3 separate regions of the Homo sapiens genome follow, and regions 1 and 2 are each linked to region 3. Evidence: chromatin contacts called from ENCODE Hi-C or POLR2A ChIA-PET data. All regions are on one chromosome and are shown on one strand. The core of a region is the stretch at or near the end of the contact, and the rest is flanking DNA. Distances in the headings are between cores, read along the strand shown. Region 1 overlaps NPTN (neuroplastin). Region 2 holds the start of ARIH1 (ariadne RBR E3 ubiquitin protein ligase 1). Region 3 holds the start of RPLP1 (ribosomal protein lateral stalk subunit P1).

What was found. A loop is a pair of places that touch in the nucleus more often than their neighbours do. ChIA-PET counts read pairs that join two places held with the same protein, here RNA polymerase II (POLR2A). Pooled maps may share reads with other maps.
Region 1: a pooled map shows a loop between it and region 3 (2.0-fold over the local background). The contact joins the enhancer-like site here to the promoter of RPLP1 in region 3. A Hi-C loop is called at or near these places in 2 of 50 pooled maps. POLR2A ChIA-PET finds 5 or more read pairs at or near these places in 2 of 52 experiments (GM10248 and GM12878).
Region 2: a map of CD4-positive, alpha-beta memory T cell shows a loop between it and region 3 (15-fold over the local background). The contact joins the promoter of ARIH1 here to the promoter of RPLP1 in region 3. A Hi-C loop is called at or near these places in 1 of 168 maps with a recorded cell type or tissue (CD4-positive, alpha-beta memory T cell) and 10 of 50 pooled maps. POLR2A ChIA-PET finds 5 or more read pairs at or near these places in 2 of 52 experiments (activated B cell and activated CD4-positive, alpha-beta T cell).

The regions. Positions count from the first base shown.
Region 1 is chr15:73,599,951-73,603,898 of GRCh38, forward strand. The region is part of intron 1 of NPTN (neuroplastin); the gene reads right to left. Among named protein-coding and RNA genes, the nearest start is that of NPTN, 31 kb to the right of the region's middle. Within about 2 kb of position 2,006, at least 21 of the 41 ENCODE cell types and tissues checked have a DNase peak (open chromatin) inside an H3K27ac peak, as active enhancers do.
Region 2 is chr15:72,472,857-72,477,115 of GRCh38, forward strand. It overlaps ARIH1 (ariadne RBR E3 ubiquitin protein ligase 1), which reads left to right and starts at 1,474. Exons shown (of 14, transcript NM_005744.5): 1 at 1,474-2,158. The coding sequence starts at 1,784. TMEM202-AS1 (TMEM202 antisense RNA 1) reads right to left here and starts at 1,383. Exons shown (of 4, transcript NR_135678.1): 1 at 1,019-1,383. RefSeq lists enhancers at 838-937, 2,388-2,597 and silencers at 1,178-1,517, 1,369-1,565, 1,608-1,837.
Region 3 is chr15:69,451,328-69,455,723 of GRCh38, forward strand. It overlaps RPLP1 (ribosomal protein lateral stalk subunit P1), which reads left to right and starts at 1,491. Exons shown (of 4, transcript NM_001003.3): 1 at 1,491-1,693; 2 at 2,320-2,394; 3 at 3,843-3,960; 4 at 4,101-4,396. The coding sequence starts at 1,622. The coding sequence ends at 4,180. RefSeq lists enhancers at 1,197-1,246, 1,527-1,776, 1,927-2,036 and a silencer at 1,797-1,846.

The DNA.
Region 1 (3,948 bases), core at 756-3,255, 4.1 Mb after region 3:
TAAGCCTGTTTATCAATCTGTTGACAATGCTAATGTAAAAAAGATGCCTGAAAGTATCCTTTCACCAAGAATCCATCCAATTCCACTGTAACCCCAAGTCCTAATAACACACAAGTCACAGGTAGCTGAGAAACAGTCTGACTATGATTCCCACTGCACACAACTGGGCGAGTCACTCAGCCAGATCATGCCACCCTGGGCAAGACTTCCTGCTAAGAGTAAGGAATGCTGATCTGAGTCAGTTCAATTTTCTACCTGTATCAAGGAAAATGGGACCAAGACAAAAATGTTCTTTGCATTAGTAAATTATAGGATGTATATTTAAATGAACTTTTAAAACACAAGATAAAAAACCCTTTAAAATGCCAACAATGGTCTTTGAAGGCCATTATTGTTATTACCATTATTAGACATATAGAGTAACAGTGACATTTTCTAAGTATGCATTATATGTTTAGGCAATGTGCTAAGCACTTTATTCATTATCATATTCAAAATTCATTTATTCATTATGATAAGTGCCATTATAATTTTTCTTAAAGATGTGGAAACTAACGTCCAAAAAAGTTAAATATTTTGCCCACGGTCACAAGCTAATAACAAAGAGTCTGGCCTGGAATCCAAAGTGAAAGCATGGTCTCTTAACACTTACCACAACTGTGGTCAATGTGTCTCACTGGCCTGAAAAGGTTTTTGTAGTTACTTAAGTTAAAGATATGCTTTGTCACCACTTAGTTTAATTAATAAATTAATTAATAATAATTCCTGGCCACAAAAAGCCAGGAACCTTTGACCAATTGTGCAACATACTATGATCACTAACTCCATAAAATTATAATCTTACTAGAGAATGGAGATAGAGAAGCACTGGGTCAAAGAGTTCTTAAAGCAACTGGGGGGAGGGTGAACAGTGTGAAAAGATAAGATGATTCTGAGGCAAGACTGCCTCTAGTTCTGATGATTCCAATGCCCTGCTCTGGAGAAGGCTGGCTTCAGAGAAGGAAGGAATTTACAAGACACTGGAAAAATTTCTCTGATGCTGTAGTCAGGAGCCAAATTAATAAAGGGCAGCACCTGAAAGTTTTATAAAACTCCGCAGTTTGCAAAGAGCTTCCACATACATCACATCTCATTTCATTCGCACAGTTCCACAAGGTTCATACATAGGGCAGGTGCGGAGACAGGTTTATGACTTGCCCAAAATCACTTAGGCAGTTAATCCTGAGTGGGGCTGGGACTAGAATGCAGGTCTTAGCTTAGTCTAGGGTTCTTTCCAATAAACTGTGCTGCCTCTAAACAAACTAAGGAATTCCTTGATAGCTGAACACTCATCAAAAACCATGAAAAGAGATCTATTCCCCCTCCAAACAGCATGGAAAAGAAAGAAAAGAAAAAGAAAAAGAGAAAAGAGAAAAGAACCCTCTTTACAAAGTACTGTGAAATCACAATTAGCAAGGGAAAGTTATTAGCAACCATCCACCTTATTATCCATCCAAAATTAGCTTCAATTCAGGAAAAGAACTGGCTCTCAGCAGCAGCAGCAGGAGGTTCAGAGCCTGACTCACTGCCCTGCCTTTCATTACTAAGGGCTTTCAAACAAATATGTACCTTCAACAAGAAAGCACACACTGCCTAAAGTTGGGAGGCCAACAGAAGCATCTGTTTGCTCTCTAGGTCAAGGGTCATCCAATATTTTGGAAAAACCCTAAATTTTGTAAGACAACCTCCTACCCCACCCTCTTCCCCACCATCGTCTCCACCCACTATCTTAAGTGACTGGGCCCAGATCTGCAAGAGTTTTGGGAAAGTATTAATATCAGTGCATTCAGAGCAACAGTGATAAAGAGGGAAACTGAACAGTGGTTACTGGCTTTGAGGGAGGAAGAGACTAGAAGCTGATGCTGGAGGGGGTAGCAGGCAGAGCATTAAAAATGGAGGCAGCAAACCCAAGAGAAGCGTAATGTAAAATTGCATAACTGGGGATGGGGGATGGGAGGCAAAGATGACAGCTGGGACTAGCAGCCGGAGAAAAGGAGGAGCTTGCTGGCAGGAAAAACTGGATGTGTGGATATGTAGCAGAGGGTGAGAAGAAAAAGGAAACACAGAAGAGCAAGTTGAGCCCAATCCCAGGAAAACTGCTTTCATATATGCCCTAAGGAAGTAAAAAAAGCTAGCCTAGCCCTATATAGGAGAGACTATCATGATTTTTCACATTTACCTCCAGGGCAACCCACAGAACAAGAAATCAGACTAACTTTCTCTCTCCCTCAACTGACTACTGCCAAGGCCAGGCCTTTAAGTCTTGCCTGCTTTTGTCACCTCTTTTAAAAACAGCTGTTCCCTTCAAACCCCCTCTACCTCTAATTCCCTGTGGCTGGCTCATGCTGTTCTCTCCTTCGTTCCTCGCAATAAAGAGAAAATGACAGCCAAGATCATAAGAGCGTTTCTCTCCTCTGTCTCTCTCACACACACACAAATTCAAATCGTCTACCTCAAAATAAAGACTGAGCAAGACCCACTGACATCTAAACGTGAATACAGGAACTATGAGTATTTCAAATGTCTAAAGGACCCTTAACTGCTGTGAGGCTGTCACAGACTTGAGCCTACACAAACTACTGTAGAGCCTGCCTATCCTTCCTGTTAATCAGGAAACAGATCATTCATCACTATTCCTTAACACCAAAGGCAGGTCAGAAGTCTATATGCACTCATTCTGTGTGTACTGACCAAGGGTAAGGCAGGCTTGAAGTCCTGGGAGCAGAGGAAATGGGGTAACCTCATTCTCTGCAGCAGGAAGAGGTACCACAGATTAGTCTCATCTCTAGGTAGAGATGGCAGCAATTACAAAACATTTTCCAAATTCAAACCTGCTCCTTCCACAGGTACCTTGATCAGGCAGATATGACAAAAGTTTGGAAATTAAGATCATCCCTATCACTAGCTTCTAAACCAGGGTCCACCCTTTATTCTGAAATTATACCATTCAAAATGACCAAAGGCATCTATACCAGCCAGCCTTCTGCTTTGGAAAAATAGGGGAATCTAGTTCATGCCAAGAGAAACTACATAGTTTAGTGACCAAATGCAGCAAACTCTAAAATCAGTTGTCTGGATTCACATAAGGCTCTGTCACTAACTGTATGACTGTAAGCAAGTGACCTAACCTCTCTGAGCTTCATCTCCCTAATCTGTAAAACGGGACTAATAATAGCAGCTACCTCACAGGGTTATTGTGAGGATTATATGAGATAACATAGCTTAAAACAGTACCTGACACATAGTAAGCACTCAATAATGTTAGCTATTATTATATGTCTCCATAGAAATAAGTGCTAAACAGGCCACGGGCAGCAGCCTGCAGCACTGCTCCACAACAGGCTGGGAAGCAGAACTTCACATCCAAAATGAGCTTAACTTAAAATCCAAGTTCTTCAAGAAACAACAAAAAACTAACCTTAACCTTCCAAATAAAATGAGAACCAGAACGGAAATGTTAACTGCAGAAGGGAATGAAAAAGAAGGGAATTCTTCATTCCTTCCTATCTTTAGAGCAAACTGGAATGAACAAAGTGATAATAGCAGACACATGTATGTGGACTCAAGGAATTAGCAAGTGTTTTCAGAGTTATAAACCATTAAATCTAAGATATTATGAATAATCTGGAAAGTCCAAGAATAATAAGAATAAAGAGAGGCAGTACAAATTCTCCTTTTCAAAAAAAATTCTTTTAAAGTAGAAAATAATCCTATCAATTATAAATCAGGCTGCTTAACAATATTTGGGAAGATACTGGATATTGAACAGGCCAAACTGTTAATTTACAAAATATAAGATGTAGTTATGGAATCTGAGATCATGTCACATTAGCTTAATTTCAGCCTAAGAAAAGGTGTCAGGTTTTGAGTCAGCACCTCCACAACACAAATTCTCTTAACTTTAAGCAG
Region 2 (4,259 bases), core at 224-2,723, 3.0 Mb after region 3:
CTTTACTTTGTAAATCCTGAGGTTAAGAAATATAATTATCGGTATTTTAAAACTTACAAAATGGACAAATTGGAAGAGGCTTTTTAACATTATAATGGAATTTTTCACTTTTCAAAATCAATTTCCAAAGGGAACCTATAGGTTGAACAGTAAGATTTATCAACAAATCAGGGGTTTTGATTTTAAAAGGTTTTCAATCTGGCCAATTCTTCAGATTATCTCAAGAGGGAGCCTTCTTATGCCTCTTCTTCCTTCATAACACTTCTCTGGCTCGCATGTCCTGTTTGCAAAGATTTAAGCCCACTCTTAGGCATAAAATGCTCTTAACTGACATGACCCCTGACTAACTTGCCTAATATTTTGCCATGTACCCTCCATGCACTTTAAGCTCCCCAAACTATTACTTACTTGACACCTTCTGCGCTTTTGCTTGTTCTCTGCGGCTAGACCATCTTCCCTACCTTCTCTGTTGAACTCCTAGCCATTCATCAACACTCAGCTCACATAGCACACTTTCAGATGAGATTCAAGCATTATCTCTCTGGCTACATTTGGCCCTTGTAGATATTTCTATTATTGCCTGTATTTTGTTGAAGCATTCATGTCTTTTATGTACTACATAGTACATAATATATCTACATTACAAAGCATTTTTATGATTCATGTTTTGGGGCATCCAGCGGTTAAAATAGGGCAAGGGTTATGTGGTCTTGGCCAGGTCCCTTTTCCTTTCTGAGCTTCAGGTTCCTCAGGTATAAAATGGGTACTATGGCTCCGTGAAGATGAGACAGAATATATGTAAAGCCCTTACACAGTGCTCAATTCATGAAAATCATCGCTGTTTACATTGTTTAGGGCCCTCAAGAGGCGCTCTTGTCAGCGGGGTGGAGGAAATGCCTCTTTAAAATGACGTCATTATAGGAGACTTAAAAACCACTGCACGTCTGTACAAGTGGACAGAATCACACAGCTACCTAAAGTGGGTTCACCTGTCATACAGTTTAGAGGTTCCACTTACAACAGGTTTCCATCAGTAGCCAAAGCAACAGAAATTTTAGCTTAACGGCTGAGGGCTTCCGGGATTACCGCAGGGCGGGCGGGAAGCGCCTTTCCGCTCCGGAGGGAAGGCCGCGTCCCCAAGGGACTGCCTAAGTGGGCTGGATCCCTATGGCCTGCGGCAGACACCACCACGTAGGCGGTCCAGGGGTCCCTCTCTCGGTGACTGGTGACCAGGAGGCCGCAATCTCTTCACATAAAAGGTCTACGGGTTTCCGCTCGGCCCTCACAGCGGCAGCGGATCGAACCAGGAAAGCAATTCCCGCTCGGCTCCCCTCGGGTCCCAGGCCCAGGAAGGCCGGGCCGTGGGGTCTCCCCGGGCTCCACGCAGGGGCGGTGGGGCGGGGCGCAGTGACGCAAAGAGGAGTGACGCGACGACGCAGCGCGACGCGGTGACGCACGCCCCTTTGTTGGCTCAGTAGCGATAGCAGCGGCCGTGGAGGTGGCGTTGGGGACTGTTTTCTCTCGGAGGCCGGAGCGGAGCCGCGTCTGACTGAGGCGGGCAGCAAGCGGCCCCCTCGCTCCCTCCCTCCCTCCTCCGCGCCCTCCCCGCCGCCACCAGCCGTCAAACGCCAACCGCCGCTCCTGGGGAGGAGCCGCGGCTCGCGGGGCCGGAGCCAGGCCTGCGTCCGGACATCAGCCGGAGCCGGAGCGAGAGCCGGGGCCTCGGCGTCCCCGCCCTCTCCCCGCCTCGGCCAGCGTCCGCCGGGCCCCCGCGCGTCGCGCCATGGACTCGGACGAGGGCTACAACTACGAGTTCGACGAGGACGAGGAGTGCAGTGAGGAGGACAGCGGCGCCGAGGAGGAGGAGGACGAAGACGACGACGAGCCGGACGATGATACCCTGGATCTGGGCGAGGTGGAGCTGGTGGAGCCCGGGCTGGGCGTCGGCGGGGAGCGGGACGGACTGCTGTGCGGGGAGACGGGCGGTGGCGGCGGCAGCGCTCTGGGGCCCGGCGGTGGCGGCGGCGGCGGCGGCGGCGGTGGTGGTGGCGGGCCGGGGCATGAGCAGGAGGAGGATTACCGCTACGAGGTGCTCACGGCCGAGCAGATTCTACAACACATGGTGGAATGTATCCGGGAGGTCAACGAGGTCATCCAGGTGAGGGTGGCCGCCGCGCCAGCTGGACCGGGCCCGACGGGGGAGCGGATTCAGGCGGCACGCGCGGTCCCGAGGGACAGGCCTGGGCCTGGTGCGCAGCCTAGCCCGGTGCCTCCCGGCCTTGTCTTCTCCGCTGCCTCTGCTGGGGATAGAGGGTGTCGAAAGCAGAGGTTCGCCGATTAGCCGGGTGTGGGGAGGTGCGCTGGGGGCGGTGCTTCCCAAGTCCTGCTATGGCGGAGGCCTTCGGTCGCCTAAGCCTTCTCTTGCGGGCAATTTCTGCCAGTCCCTGGGCCGGGTGTCCTTTCTCTGGCCGGGCGATCGCCTACTGGGGCGGGGCGGAGGAGGTGGGGTGGAGAAGAGGAGTCAGGAAGAATTGGGCCCTGACGGGACTTACCCCGGCCGTAGCCTCATTTGAGCACTTTTGGAAGGGATTAGAGTAGGCCTAAGAGCAGCTTGGTGTACAGTTGCCCCAAGTGGGCACCAGTTAATAAAGAAATGGATCTTGGCAGTCTCAAGTGCCTACTTAAAGGTGGGGGAAGGGAAGTATTTCTCGGAAGAGGTGCTGATGGGCCTTCTTTTCAGATGGTGAGGCTTCTGCTTACATCTTTTTTATGTCTTTGCTGTTTGGGACCTAATTGCTACTTTTTCTAGTCGTAGCAGATGACTTGCTTGAAGCTGTTGGAATAGTTACTGCATATTGCATACCCTTCCTTGTAGCTAAAACAACAACAAAACGCAGTGTTGTCTAATATTGGACAAGACTCTATTGTGAGTTAGAAAGCAGAGGTTTTCTGCTTGTGAACTCCTTTCTCTGATATTTTCTATTTTGTGGTAAGTTAGGCTTGGTGTAAGTTGATAACCACATCTCATTTAACCATGTGCGTCAGATTTTGCATTTTTGAGCTTTAGAAACTCAAAAGTTTTCATTTGGGGAAAAAAAAAACCTCAGTTCTCCTGAGGAGTCAGGGATATGGCTGAAGAATAAAAATGAAGCTTGATTCAGTGCAATTTTTAGAAAACCTGGAAGGAAACATATATGAGCAGCAAGTTACTATTGCCTCTTTTATCAGTATTATTTCTTTTTTGTTTAACTTAAATTGGTTGGCTAAATATTCATTGACAAATTAGAAGTATGTCACTGTCAACTCGTTGACTTTCTATTATTAACTGATTTTTATAGTATTATAAGTAACAGTTTTAAAAATTGAAGCATCTATTCAGGCACTGTTTCAATACAGTGTTTTGCATAATAGAAAAATCTCTGATATCTAGTGCCATTACTAAATAGTGGAAGTCTTCATTTTTAATCTAGAGAACACAGTCTAAGAAGGAAGTTGAGGATTGTAGAAGATAATTTTTTGTTTGTTTGAGACGGAGTCTTGCTTTGTCGCCCAGGCTGGAGTGCAATGGCGCAATCTCTGCTCACTGCAACCTCCGCCTGCCGGGTTCATGCAATTCTCCTGCCTCGGCCTCCCAAGTAGCTGGTACTACAGGCGCGCTCCACCATGCTCAGCTAATTTTTTGTATTTTTAGTAGAGACGGGTTTCACCATGCTGGCCAGGCTGGTTTCGAACTCCTGACCTTGTGATCCGCCTGCCTCGGCCTCCCAAAGCGCTGGATTACAGGCGTCAGCCACCGTGCCCGGCCTGTAGAAGATGCACATGTAAGAAAAATCTGATTAGGTAAGAAAAAATAAAAAGACAAAACAAGCCTGCCACCCAGAGACGTACAACAAAATGCGAACTGTAGTTATTTTTCTAGACCTTTGGATAGCCATTAATATGGTTCCACGTTAATAACAGTGGAACCATACTGTATGTTCTGTTTGTGTTTTCAGTGGAAAAACATTACAGAAATACTCTGAACAACCTTCTGTCAAGTAAATTTTTCGAGAACTTATATGATTATAGATCTGAACTAATTTATTTAATCAATCTGTTATTTGCCTTCCTTTTTATTTTCTAGTTTCTGGCTTTTATAAATATTGAAAATATCCTCATAGGTCAGTCTTTGAGTGTTCTTATTTTCTTGGGATAAAGTGAATTGCTGAGTCAAAAGAATTTGCTCATTTTCAATGCATTTGATACATACTACCACATTG
Region 3 (4,396 bases), core at 241-2,740:
CTGGGATTACAGGTGCCCGCCACCACGCCCAGCTAAATTTTTTGTATTTTTAATAGAGACAAGGTTTCACTATGTTGGCCAGGCTGGTCTCGAACTGCTGACCTCAGGCTATCCACCCGCCTCAGCCTCCCAAAGGGTTGGGATTGCAGGCGTGAGCCACCGCACCCGGCAGATCAGTTTTTTATGTACACTGCTGGACAAACAGTATTTTGGACTGACTCATTGTAGCTTTGGAAATGTTTGGATTTTTTAATAGCTTTAACCTTTCTTGACCAAAATTCCACTATAATGGCTGCTTAGATTTGGATGAAAACTCAACAGCTTTATTTTTTAAAAGTTTGATAGCTTTATAAATGCTTTTTTAAAAAATTCCGGATGTGAAAATATTTATGTTTGTAGTTAAGATTGACCCAAGTGGGACTCTAGATCGGTGGATTCCAACAGAAATGTTTCTTCAGAGATGATTATTAAATAATGGGATGGACTAAACAAAGAAGGTGCCCCCCCCCCACCAAAAAAAAAGATATATATACATAGAACTAACTTTCCGGTAAACTAAGCAAATTCCACGAGGAATGCAAAGATGACCATTTTTGAAGGTAGGAATTTAAATTGGGTTTAGATAACAAATAACGGGTTGTAGACAGCTTACCCATAATCCCTCCTTCCCCCAAGCACTAGGCAGTGAAGTTAGACTTCTGGATTCCACCTCCACGCTCACCGCGCGGCACTATGCAATCTTCGGTTAGTTACCAGGTCTAAGTTAGGCTTCTGGATTCCAACTCCACGCTCCACCGCGCGGAACTATGCAATCTTGAGTTAGCTACCGGGTCTAAGTTAGGCTTCTAGATTCCAAATCCACGCTCCACTGCGCGGTAACTACATAATCTTGGGCTAGTTTACCAGCTCTAAGACTTAATTTTGCCATATGCAAGATGGAGATAACATCCAACTCCTGGTGTGTGAGGATTACGTGAATCCTTGCAGAATGTGGCTCAGTGCCTGGGACATAGTAAGCGCTCTACGGCTTCTGCTAGCATAACGCTGTTAGTTTCTCTCATCCTCCTACATCTACCTATCTCAACCAAGGTCCTGCGCTAAGCAGGGGCCTCCAAGCTGGGACGCAGCCCTTACTCTCAGGGTCAGCGCCGGCTGGGAAGGCCGCGACCTAACCAGGAGATTACGAACAATGTCACCAGGGCCACAGCGGAGCTCCTGCCAAGTCAAGCAACTCATGGAACCAACGGAGGCGAAGTCCGAATACCTAGGCAACCCTAACCTAAAAGTGTTTTTAACGTTCTCAGGTCCTATAATTTACCCAAATAAAGTGGGACCGTATTTGCAGGCGCTGAGAAACTTTCTCAACAGTAAGAACCAATCAGGCGCAGTGCGCAGGCGCCTTCAGTGGGTCCTGGGTCCGCCTCTTCCGCCCGGTGCGGGCGCCGATTGGTCCGCGTGGACACATAAGAGGCTGCGTATAGGCGCGAGAGCCCCTTTCCTCAGCTGCCGCCAAGGTGCTCGGTCCTTCCGAGGAAGCTAAGGCTGCGTTGGGGTGAGGCCCTCACTTCATCCGGCGACTAGCACCGCGTCCGGCAGCGCCAGCCCTACACTCGCCCGCGCCATGGCCTCTGTCTCCGAGCTCGCCTGCATCTACTCGGCCCTCATTCTGCACGACGATGAGGTGACAGTCACGGTGAGTGCGGGCGCGGGCCGGCGGCCGGGCTGCCTGTGGGCGGTGACTTTCGGCTCTCCATGCGGTTCCCGGCTCCAGGCCGTTCGACTGAGCACTTCCGGCCGGGGCCAGGCCGCGAACACAGGCCGCATAGGGCGGGCGCTCCTCGGGGCTGGGGCCTCTCTCCGGGCAGGTCCTGGGCCCCCGGGACCACGTGCGGGCCCAGCGGGCATGGAGTGCGCTTGAGGCTGGGCGCTCCGGCTCCAAGAGCCTTCGTGTAGAAAAGCTCTTCCGCAGTGCTTGGGCACCCTGACCCGTGCCTCGTCTCTCTCAGGGACACTTACTCGGACCTCTTTCGGTGTAATTGCCTTGAATTCCCCCGGTCGTGGAGGAAGGCGCCCGAGCTCGGCTCCACCTCCCAGGTCTTGTAACTTAAAAATAGCCGCGTGACTCAGGCAAGTCCCAGCCCGTGAAACAGCAGTGATGGGCTCGCCTCATTGCAGGGCGCCTGGCACACATCTCTTTTGCTTGTGATAGAATATTTGAGCTGGTTAAACATGTTATGTACACTTATTGAGTGACGTGCAGCATTTTGGAGATATTACATACGCTACGTTTTGATGGATTGACGTTTTTATTTGTTGTAGGAGGATAAGATCAATGCCCTCATTAAAGCAGCCGGTGTAAATGTTGAGCCTTTTTGGCCTGGCTTGTTTGCAAAGGTAAGGTGATGGTGGCAAAGTGATTGTGGTAAGGCCTGCTGATTTACGAGGGCAGTTGTACATGCTAAAGTACCCCCAGCGGTGCCATAACGCCCCACATGCCGCTGGATCTCCTAGGTGTTTTTCGTTGCATGTATATCTCTAGGAGCTAATAAGATTTCAGCTTGTCAAGTCTTACGTTTCCTTATCAGACTCTGGTTTCCCTTTTGCTCTGAAACCATGGTTAAAAAAAATGTGAATCAGGTCATTTATTCCCAAAAAGGGTCACTCGGGAGATAGGTACTACGCATGTTAAGTTGCAAGCAAATTCTTTTTCTTTTTCTTTTTTTTTTCTTGAGACGGAGTCACCCAGGCTGGAGTGCAGTGGTGCGATCTCAGCTCACTGCAAGCTCCGCCTCCCGGGTTCACGCCATTATCCTGCCTCAGCCTCCCGAGCAGCTGGGACTACAGGCGTGCGCCACCATGCCTGGCTAATTTTTGTGTGTGTGTTTAGTAGTGACGGGGTTTCACCATGTTAGCCAGGATGGTCTCGATCTCCTGACCTCGTGATCCCCCCGCCTCTGCCTCCCAAAGTGCTGAGATTACAGGCTTGAGCCACCGCTCCCGGCCCGCAAGCAAATTCTTTCAGTAAATTCTTGCATTAAACCTATGGTTTGATGGACATTTGGGTTTAGCGGACTTCATTGACACAGTAGGTACTGTGTGTTGGGATATAAAAGACTAATAAAGAGGTTCCTGGTCATGGAGCTTGCACTGGCTATTTTCCATTGTACAGGTTACTTAATCTCTGTCAAGTGAAGCTAATAGCATCTAACTCCAGGGTTGTGACCTCTAAAGAGTTTTGAAAGATTGAAAACATTGTACCTATGTCATATTTAACAAGCCCCTTTTGAAGTCCTATATTTGTTTAGTAGACTGAAAATTTGAATTCACTGTTAAGAGGAGACATGGAACTGTGGAAAGAATATTCATTTGAGTGTTTCAGGAAGTTTGGATTTTTTTTTTACCAACATATTATTTGTAAAAGGAGGGAAATCAGCTGCCTCAGGAGGTTCTTAACATATAGGAATGTAATTATCAGATTCAAAGCTGAACAGTAGTGCGTTGCCCTGTAACCTAAGTCTTGGCTGTTAGCAAAGAAAAGCCAGTGTCTGGGGTATTGGTTCCAGGACCTTCCACTAATAACAAAATCCCAGGATGTTCCATCTCTTATATAAATGTATTTGCATATAACCTATGCACATCCTCCTGTATACTTTAGAAGTCTACATGTTTGGTACACATGCTTATTTTTCCACTGTTGAATCCATGGATGTGGAACTCACTGTATATAGTGTTAGGGGTTGATCACTGTAACCTGGAATGGGGGATACTTTTCGTTTTTGGCTGCGTGAGTGCTTAACAAGGACAGAACTGGGCGTTTACCTATGCATGCACATGTATTGCAGGCCCTGGCCAACGTCAACATTGGGAGCCTCATCTGCAATGTAGGGGCCGGTGGACCTGCTCCAGCAGCTGGTGCTGCACCAGCAGGAGGTCCTGCCCCCTCCACTGCTGCTGCTCCAGGTAGGAAACATGGAGTTTTTAGTATTGGGAGGAGTGTAGAGATTTTTTAAAAAATAGTATTATAGACAAAATTGCCATTAATTTTTCACAAGTATATGAAGTATGGAAATCCTAACACCTGATTGACTTTTTTTTTCTAGCTGAGGAGAAGAAAGTGGAAGCAAAGAAAGAAGAATCCGAGGAGTCTGATGATGACATGGGCTTTGGTCTTTTTGACTAAACCTCTTTTATAACATGTTCAATAAAAAGCTGAACTTTACTGCTGTTGGTCTTGTCCATAGTTTTGGAATGTGCTCTGCAAAAATGGTCTGTTTTGTAATGTTGGCTTTCAGCCTATTCTGCCATGACACAGGCTGGATTTTCCCTGCCACCATTGCCGGATGTGAGATTTAGACAATCCTGATGCTAACAAGAAGGCACCTCATGGTACAGTGTT